Linked DNA regions of Homo sapiens: region 1 is linked to region 2. The links are chromatin loops, found by intact Hi-C in ENCODE. Cell type or tissue: heart right ventricle. All regions are shown on one strand. Region 1 has its middle 9.4 kb from the start of CPEB4. Region 2 holds the start of LOC124901138 (a long non-coding RNA gene).

What was found. Peaks named below come from ENCODE experiments on the same cell type or tissue, not always from the same donor. Only the 100,000 strongest peaks of a DNase experiment are listed, where the experiment ranks them.
Region 1: a loop joins it to region 2, with 5 times the contacts of the local background. A loop is called at or near these places in 47 of 110 quality-filtered maps.

What each region holds. Positions count from the first base shown.
Region 1 is chr5:173,876,435-173,881,434 of GRCh38, reverse strand. No RefSeq gene overlaps it. Among named protein-coding and RNA genes, the nearest start is that of CPEB4, 9.4 kb to the left of the region's middle. In heart right ventricle, no CTCF peak of the experiment used is centred here; a DNase peak (open chromatin) is centred at 2,694; H3K27ac peaks cover 2,128 bases.
Region 2 is chr5:173,771,543-173,776,542 of GRCh38, reverse strand. It overlaps LOC124901138 (a long non-coding RNA gene), which reads left to right and starts at 4,086. Exons shown (of 2, transcript XR_007059060.1): 1 at 4,086-4,589. RefSeq lists an enhancer at 4,264-5,000. In heart right ventricle, no CTCF peak of the experiment used is centred here; a DNase peak (open chromatin) is centred at 2,207; H3K27ac peaks cover 1,997 bases.

The DNA of each region.
Region 1 (5,000 bases), 100 kb before region 2:
ACCACAGGTGTGCATCACCATGCCTGGCTAATAATTTTTTAAATTTTTTGTAGAGGCAGAGTCTCACCATATTGCCCAGGCTGGTCTCGAACTCCTGGGCTCAAGTGATCCTTCCACCTTGGCCTCCCAAAGTGTTGGGATTATAGACGTGAGCCACCTAGGCCAATTTTGAAAGATCTTCTTTATGTAATTAGAAGGACTGAAAGAGAATGGGAACAGAGCTAAATGTCTGGTTGTGTGATTCAAGATTATGCATTGCCTTATATGTGTGCTGCCTCCAGTCATCTGATGTATCCCACTGGGAAAGGACCCATTGCCTGGAAAGCACTGCTAAACTCCTTTAATGTGGCATCAGGGCCCTCAACAGCCTGGCACCTGCTTGACGTCTCAGCATCATCCCTTGCAACCCTTTAAGAGCATTGCTTCAAGCACCCTGAAAAACTTGTGTTTCCACAAACTTGCAATAAGTCATGAATGCTATTTGCAGCAAGTAACACAGTGCCTTAAACAATTGGAGGTTACTTCTCTCACACATCAAGAAGGCTGGAGTGGGTGGTTGCTGGTGCTGGAAGGCTAGTGATGTCAGGGATCTGGGTTGGAATCTCTAGACGTTTTTGGTCTTCCCTCCAAGGTCTTAAGAAATCTGCCACAGTCCCTGTCATCACACAGGCATTCAGAAGCTAGAGGGAAAGGGCTGCAAAGAGCCTAGAGTTTCTCATCATGAACATTCCTCTGATCAGATAGGAAAGGCCTTTTCCACTTGCTCACTCCCTATTACATCTTTTTGGTCAGAGCTGGGTCACATTCCTTGATCTAGATCAGACATGGACCCACCTTCCCTGAGACCAAAGGAGCTCAACCTGAAACATAAACAAAATCAGGACTCAGCTAGCAAAGGAGGAGGGAAAGGCTCTGGAGGAATCAACAAGTGTCTCACATGCCCACCATAAAATTACCGTAGGTCTCGCCTGCTTTGTTTGCCCGGGGAGCTTCTACTAAGCATGCATGGCCTTCTCTGCCCTTGGAGCAGAAGTGAGTGTCTTCTCCTAGTTGGCATGGACACTTAGCGGCATAATTGACAATTATGGAATTGACCATTTAGAGCCTACCTACTGGAGTTGCTCCTCCAGGTCAGGGACTCTTCTTTTCTCCTTGGTGTTCCCTGGGCCCAGCATTTTGTCCAGCACATAGTAAGCGTTTAATGAGTGTTTGTTGAATTAAGGCTGAATTAATTAATTTGTTTCTTCTATGCAAGTCACAAACAAAGTCCAAATACTAAATGTTAGGATGAATTACAAGCGTGCTTTGGAACATTTTACAAACAGTGCTCTCTATTTCATTGCTGTTTTGTGTTGTTTTGGAGGAAAATATAGCAATTTCCTAAGAGCATATGTGAAGTTACTGTTAGCATAAAACTTCTACCACACTGCTGATCTTACAGCAAATCAGTCACTGTAAATCCTGGAGAGTGATTTTATAAACTTAGTAAACCATTTCCATCTTGTGTGAAACACATTATATGGGTAATAGCTTCATTTGGCCGAGTCATCTTAGGTACAGTTCCACGATTGCATTAAGCTAGTTTTTATTGATGTACCCTCAATGTTAAACAGCTTCTTAATGAAGTGGATTGCCTTGAAGCCTTTGGATAGTGCATGCACACACACACACACACACACACATAAAGTTATCACCACCCAAAACAACTGCTGAGGCAGTAACGATGTAATATTAATGAGTAATATCACATACAATTGGATGTGCTAGTTTCTAATGTTGTTGAGTTGATTCTCAGTAATGGGCTTCTTGAAATCACCTGGCCCCCAAAGAAGTACCTTCAGATTCAGCAGCCCATGTAAAATATAATAAGTGCATAAATAATTTATCAAGGGAAATAGGTAGCATTATGGCCACAATTCGGTGCTGCTGTTATTTAAAAGCCTGGCAGCTTGGTAGTTAGAAACCACTATGTCCAGGGGTGTTGTAATTCACCATTTGCTCAGAGTTCAAATGAGACAGAAGAGAGCTCCAGGCCCCTGGCTCATTTTTTATTTAGAGGCAATTTTTAAAAATCCATTCAGCCATTTAAATTCCAAAAATAGAAACAGGAAAAAGAAATAAACATGCTTCAAAGTTAGCAATTTAGAGACTGCTTGGAGTCTTCATTAGGCAGGGTCTGGAATATTTTTTTTAAGCAACATTCTACAAACTTGGAAATGCAAGTTCCAAGTGAGAGTGGTGAGAGTTTAATTATTAGTTTCATTGTGTGTGTGTTTCTTTTAAACCCATATATGGTGGTTTCTGAGGCAGTATTTTTCAAATCCTAGTCCTTTGTATATACTTGATACATAATTTGTATTGTATTATTGTACTACATATCGTATTTATTATTCATTCAACATTGTTTGTAAATGGACTCAATATTTTAGAACTTAAGTAAATAAGTTAAAAGGAAAATTCCGTATTACTAATGTAAATGAAAAATCAATATGATATGCCATAAGAAGTTACTGTTATTTATTTTTCCTAATATACACTGAAATAAATGCATATTGAGTGGAACAAATGTCTAGAAATCAAAATAAGAGACAGTTCCTCTGTGTACTATCCAAAAGAGCTCAAGGACATTTAGGGAGGCACCGACTTCCTGGTTAAGAACACAGACCTTTCAGAGCAGGCAGGATTGGCTCAAGTCCCACCTCTCCCATTTGCCAGCTGAGAGACTTGTGAGCAGGTCTTTTTGTCTTTCTGAACCTCAGATTCAGCATCTGGAAAATGAGGATAACATTTTTTGAGCAGTTAGTTGAAAGGATTATACGAGGTAATATGTATAAAGCTCTTAGCATCGTACCTAGCCTATAGCAAATGTCCAAGAACTATCATCTATAATTATTATTCATATCTGACTGGGGAGATGTGGGTCATCGTGGAGAACAAAACACCAATGAATTCAGTTCCAGAACAAACAAAATGTACTAGGTGTCTACCACATGACAGGCTCAGTGATAGGCCCTGGGGACATGGAGATAATTTTCAAAGTAACAGCCATGTAAGGAGATAATGGCATTTAAGCAGCCATGTAAAGAGATACGAGCAGTGCAGTGAGAGCTTTGTGCCCAGGTTAAGATGGAAGGTCAGAGAGAAGAGCATGATCAAAGTCAGCATCAGGGAAGAAAAATGTGTAGATCCATACATCAGGTCTTTTCTGATGGCTTATGGGGACAGACATCGGTACTGGAAGGTGCCAGGTAAATTGGAATTCTGCTGGGGAACAAGATATGCATGAAATTCAAACATATATACAGCCATGGAGACAACATCATTTACTTATGGGCTCAAGTGACATTAATGAGTTGGAGAATATCATTTTCAAAACTAAACGGTGGTCAAGCAACATGTAAACAGAAGTTTGGTTTGCTTTCCTTCATAGAAGTCACAGGCAGGTGGTTCACAGATATTTTTAGTTTGGCCAGCGGAGTAATTTACGTTTTTATTCTTATTACCTGCTAACATGTAAAAATTATGAAACTTCATAGGAAAATCCAGATTTGTGTCTTTTCTTCAAAAAGTATAAGATGTGGCCATCTGGATGTGTGTTCCTACATATGATAATTTGGGGCTGGAGTTGAGCAGCTGCTGCTGTTGTAAGATGGGGCGTTTGCTCTCCAATTCGCCATGGTCTCTACCCAGTCTTTGGTGTTGACCAAAGGCCCAGAGAAGTGGGGCCCCTGCCCTTGGCCTGCTTTCGAGGGTCTACCCTGGCCCTTCTCCATGCTGCAAGAAGTCTGAGGAGCCAATAGATGCCTGCATTGCCTCTTCTAGACCATACTGCAGGTACCAAGAGACCCTGAATGCCCAGCCCAAATTACCCGAGCCTGCTTCTGGAGCCAGCAGAGACCTCTTTTCTTAGTTAATTCACCCAGCACTGCCAGGGTGCACACCCTGGGACCCAAGGGGTGGCAATGAAAAGCTGTTTTTTTATTATTATTATTTGGTGAGGAAGAGGATGATGCTTGTATGTGCAGGCCAGAGTGTCCACCCACCTGCGCAAAGCCCCCTGCTGTATGAAATGGAGTCAGATATGAGAAGAGAAGAAGAGCAGGTGTTGAAGAGGGAGGACTCTGGACTGGGGACCAGTTTTTCCTAAGTCATCATCTTCAGGCAAGGGAGAACTCTAAATTTGAACCTGGCCTTCCAGGTGGTTATAAAGGTATATTTGTCAAGATAAGAGATTAGAAGTTACTTAAATTTGGCTGGGAACAGTGGCTCACGCCTGTAATCCCAGTACTTTGAGAGGCCGAGGTGGGCAGATCACCTGAGGTCGGGAGTTCGAGACCAGCCTGACCAACATAGAGGACCCTGTCTCTACTAAAAATACAAAATTAGCTGGGCATGGTGGTGCATGCCTATAATCCCAGCTACTTGGGAGGCTGAGGCAGGAGAATTGCTTGCACCCGGGAGACGGAGATTGCAGTGAGCCGAGATCGCACCATTGCACTCCAGCCCGGGCAACAAGAGCGAAACTCCATATTAAAAAAAAAAATTAAATTAAATTTGATAACTTGATTTAGAGCTTGTGAGTATCTAGATTATGTTGAGTGGGCTTCCATTTATATTCTTTCCCTGGACCTGCAAATATTAGGAAATATTGGGAATGGGCCTGTTGGTGGATTTCACTGCTTTCCCCTTGCTGCCTGGCCCCTGTTGATATTTGAGTTTGTGGCTTTTACTAAATTATGAGCTTCCTGAGGGTGAGAAGAACACTTGACTTGTTTAGCACTATATCCCCTTCACCCAATACAGTCCTGAATGAGTGACTATCTAATCTGAGAGTTGATATTTTTGACTAGTTCTCTTGCAATTATTTTATCCTGTCATATATGTATGCAAATCACAGAGTATTTAAAATTTTCTCCTTAGAAGCTTGATTAATTGCTGAAAAATTTTTTGGTTATTTCTATTTACGGCTGGGCACGGTGGCTCAAGCCTATAAATCCTAG
Region 2 (5,000 bases):
GTTCATTTGGCTGCTGTCTTGGTCATTCCAGGCTGCCATAGCAGAATACCATAGACTGGGTGGCTTATAAACTACAGAAATTTATTCCTCGCAGTTTTGGAGGCTGGAAGTTGAAGATCAGTCACTGGCAGTTTGGAATCTGACGAGGGTCTGCTTTGTGGTTCACAGACAGCTCCTTCTTGCTGTGCCCTCACATGGCAGAAGAGGCCAGGCAGCTCTCTGGGGTCTCTTTCTAAGGGCACTAATCTCATCAATGGGGCTCCACCCTCATGACCTAATCACCTCCCAAAGGCCTCCCTACTAATACCATTGCCTGGGGGTTCACTTTCAATATAAGACTGGGTTGGGGGCAGGCAGACAAAAACACTGTCGATAGCACCTGCACATAAACGTGTTCTCATCCGCTCAGCAACAGAGTTGAAACCTATCAAGAGGATGGCCCCGTGGCATGGGTTGTGTAGCTGAATCTTCCTAAGGAGTAAAGACGTAGGATCCATCACATACCCACAAATAAATTCACGTTTCCTGGGGGTGGATTTTCTGCTTGTTGAACTGAGCAGATGGCTGTGCTTGAGACGAAAAAGGAAGTTGCTAAACCCTCTCTCTGCCCAGTGCAGAATTTGGAAAGAAACAACCAAATAACCCGCTCACTTCAGGTTCTGTCCCCTGTTTCAGTAGCCCCTGCGGATTCCTCCTGCAGTGGTTTCCTTATCAGAGTCCCTGGGAGGCGCTGCCAATGCATCATTCCTAAATTACTATGTTTTCATATCTCCTCCCTTCTCCTAAATCAGAGGGGACCTGCCTCATCTGGGTGCTGCATGCTGGTTTCTTAGCCTGATGCTCAAGACCTCATGCAGTGTGATTTCAACCTACAATCCTATGGCAGCCCTGGCTGCTGGGATTTCCTTCCTTGAATCTTCTGCTTCTGACAAGCTGGTTACCTGGCACACAGCAGGCATGAAGAAATGTTTTTGCATGAAAGAATATGCCTTCTGCTGTGCTGCAGTTTGCCTCCGTTCATCTCAACATATATTCCTTGAGTGACCGGGACAACTGGTGCTTGAAGACTTCCTATATGCCAGACACTGGTAGGGTGGGCACTGCTCCAATTTGCCCTGGACTTTCCTGATTTTAGCCCTGGAAGCCATGTCTCAGAAATCCCCCACCCCACCCCAGGCAAATTGGGACAGTTGGTCTTCCTAATAAATTGGGCTCCATGCATTCTATTTTCATGGGACTTCCAACATAGAGTAGATGACATTAAACAAATTATCCCACAAAGAAATGCATAATTATAAACCATGGCAGGTGCAGAGGAGAAGTCAACCCTGAGCTGGGCACTGTGGATATGAAGAGAAAAAGACACAGTCAGGCCTTGGCAAAGCATCCTGCTTGTAACTAGGAGAGAGAGGGACACACAGCTTATTTAATGTAAAGTGGTGAGCACAGTGAATCAGAAACCTACACTCTCTTATCCCTGTTCACATTATACTGTTTCTATTTTAATTGGGGTTTCAAACATTGGAAACCCACTCTGGTGAATTAAATAGAGGTGTATTGAAAGGGCTTTGGAAGGAAAAGCTGAAAAATAGGCCTTGGAAGAGAGAGAAACAATTGCTTCTTAGGGAGTTGAGATAGTCAAAAAATTATGCCAGAACAAAAGAACATGCTTTGTTCCACTTCCATTAGAAAAACTGACTCTAGCCATTCAATGCCCTTGGGTTTCTCTGGCCAATATCCTGATTCCAGGAAGAAAGTATATGGTGGCCAAGCTTGGGTCTCATGCCAGCCCCTTGGCCAGTCTAGCAGGGCACCATAATTAGAAATTCCACCAAAACCGCGTGCAGCTGGGCATGGGGACAGGCAGTTGCTATGGGCAATGGAGGGGCGGGAGCTGGGAAGGTGAAGGCCACAGCTGCCTGCTCTCTCCTCTTCAAAAAGGGGCCCAGACATTGCCTTCTCCAGCATCTTTTTCACCATGGCCACTGCCCTTGGAGTGCCTCTCTGCTTGCTTTTGGTCCAGAATATTCTGTTACCATGGATAGCATCAGGCTGACAGCTGTTGTGTCTTATCCAGCCACCCGACTATTATCACCTTGGAGCATGTGCTGTGTCCTTGGGCACAGCTAGTACAATGCCTGGCACAGCAAAGGGACTCCATGAATGTTGCTGAGTACTTTCTGGAGAGTTTCACAGAGCAAGTGGCCATGATGATCCTGCCATCCTTCCCTGGCCCATTGCCCTCCAGCCAAACCAGCCTTCTTCCTGGATCTCAAACACTTTGAGCAGCTTTGCAGCCCGCCTGGCTATTCCTTCATCCCATGTTGTCCGCTTTGCCAGTCTCGTGACTCAGGGGTTCTCAACTGGAGGTGGTTTTGCCCTCCAGGGGAACACCTGGCAATGTCTGGGGGCATTTTTTGGTTGTCACCCTGGAAAATGGGATGCTACTGGCATCTCGTGGGTAAAGGCCAAGGATGCGGCTAAACATCTTATAATGCATAGGCCAACCCCCCAACAAAGAGTTATGGGATCCACAATGTCCACAGTGCCAAGGTCGGGAAAGCCTACAGCAAGCCTCAATCCCCTCAGCCCAGAGACCCTCCCGTTCAGGAAGGCTTCCCTGAGCATCGCCCGTTTCTTTCTCTCTTTTTTTTTTCTTCTTTGAGACAGAGTCTCACTCTGTCACCCAGGCTGGAGTGCAGTGGCGCAATCTCGGATCACTGCAAGCTCCGCCTCCTGGGTTCACGCCATTCTCCTGCCTCAGCCTCCCGAGTAGCTGGGACTACAGGCGCCCGCCACCACGTCCGGCTAATTTTTTTTGTACTTTTAGTACAGACGGGGTTTCACCGTGTTAGCCAGGATGGTCTCAATCTCCTGACCTCGTGATCCACCCACCTTGGCCTCCCAAAGTGCTGGGATTACAGGCTTGAGCCACCGCACCCGGCCTCATGCCCCCCACTGTATTTCCTTCATGACACCTTGTCACAGCCTAAAATGATCCTGCCTGCTTGTTCAGTTGCTGACTTGGTGCCTGTCTTGTGGACTAGATCGGTCCTATGAGAGCGACCCCCATGGGCCTTGCTCGTGGGGCGCTCCCCTGCATGGAGAGTGGCACATGGCATATGGCAGGCTGCTCAGTAAAACGTGTTGCAGGAATGTTGAATAAAGAAATATGACCTCAACTTTTCTTTTACTTTACTTTTTTATTTTTTGAGACAAGGTCTCACTATCCACCAGGCTGGAGTACAGTGGTGCAATCATAGCTCACTGCAGCCTCAACCTCCTGGGCTCAAGCGATCTTCCTGTCTCAGCCTCCTGAGTAGTTGGGACTACAGGTGTGCACTACCATGCCTGGCTAATTTAAAAATATATATATATATTTGTAGAGACAGGGTCTCTGAGTCTTTCTATGTTCCCCAGGCTAGTCTTGAACTCCTGGGCTCAAGCAATCCTCCTATCTCAGCCTCCCAAAGTGCTGGAGTTACAGGCATGAGCCATTGTGCCCAGCCTCAACTTTTCAAAGATCAGCAGTCAGAGAGCTCCGCTGTGAAGTCCAGCTTCTTTCAGGCTGGCTATCTTTGTGTGTCTGTGTTCATTTCCGCAGCCAGTTCACATTCAGTCTCTGTTGTTGGCTGGCTGTGTGGGCCTTTGGCAAATTTCTGAAGCCTCCCAGGCCTCAGTCTCTGCATCTCTAAAGTGGGGCTATTATGATCAGCCCCTTCATCACAGAGATGTAGTGGGAAGTAAATAAATGAATCTACAGCACTTAAGAAAATGCCTGACTCAGAAAGGCCTCTGTAAACGTCATCTATCAGCAGCAGCATCATGTTTTGGCTGGGGCAGGCAGTGGGGGCGACAGAACGAGCTCTGGGGCCCTACCAGAAGATTAGGGGATGAACGCAGCTTGCAAGGCCAAAGCTGTCCCCATTTGGTTTTGCCAGCTCTTGCTCATCCATGAAATAAACCGGATGAAGCCTTCATCCAGCCCTTGTTTTGAGAAGGAGGCAAGCAGAGAGCGTGGATTTAATGTGGCAGATGGTGCTGTCCTTGAATTATGAAACCAAAGGAGGAAATTAAAGTGCTCCATTGCAACAGATATGGGCCAGCCGGGGCAGAAGGCAGGAGGTGGGGCAGAAAGGAGGGCAGGAAGGAGGTGCTGTATCAACTGGGCAATGGCTATTTTCAAGGGTAGCTGGAGTCCTAAGATAATAGAATTCCGTAGCCCCATATAATTTTAGAATCTTCATCTTACATAGGCAAATGAGGCTCAGAGAGGGAAAGTGACTGTGAAGGTCACACAGCCAGTTAGTGGCAGAGCAACTCACACGTCCTGATTCCTTGAACAGTATTATTTTCTGCTGCCCCAAGCCAAGGCCAGTGGCAGACCCTGTCTCAGGGCTTCCTGATTTTGGGCAGCTCTGCTTTTCAGAGGACTTCTCTGGACAGGCACCCAGTGTCCAAAGAGAACCCAGGGTCAGGCAGCACAATCCCAGGGGCTTCTCTGCAGCTGCTCTCCTCCCAGCACACAGGGAGATACCAGCCACCGTCCCGGAGCCATTCGGCCTGGGTCTGAAGCCCAGCAACCCGAGGTAAGTTTTTTACTGTCCTGGAACGTCAGTTTCCTTATCCGTAAAACTGGAAAAATAATAGGCTCTTCCTTATGGAGTTGCTGTGAGAATTTGATGAGCCATCATCACATACAGTTTTCGGTCCTCAGCTTGGCACATAGTAAATGTTCAATAAAAATGTTAGTTCTCTTTGCAGCCCAGAATCGACTTCAGAGTCTAACGGCCCCCTAGGCTGTAAGCCCCTCAAGGCAGCTGTGTATGGCACAGCTTTTGTTCTCTGTGCCTTGTACAGCACCTGCCACCTGCTAGGGGCTCGGGAAATGGCGGTGGCCAATGCCAGGTCCCCTCGAAGACACCCATTTCTCAGTGGGCACCGTGGAGCACCGGGAAATGCTGCCAGCGATGCATGTGACTCTGTCACTCGTTTAGACT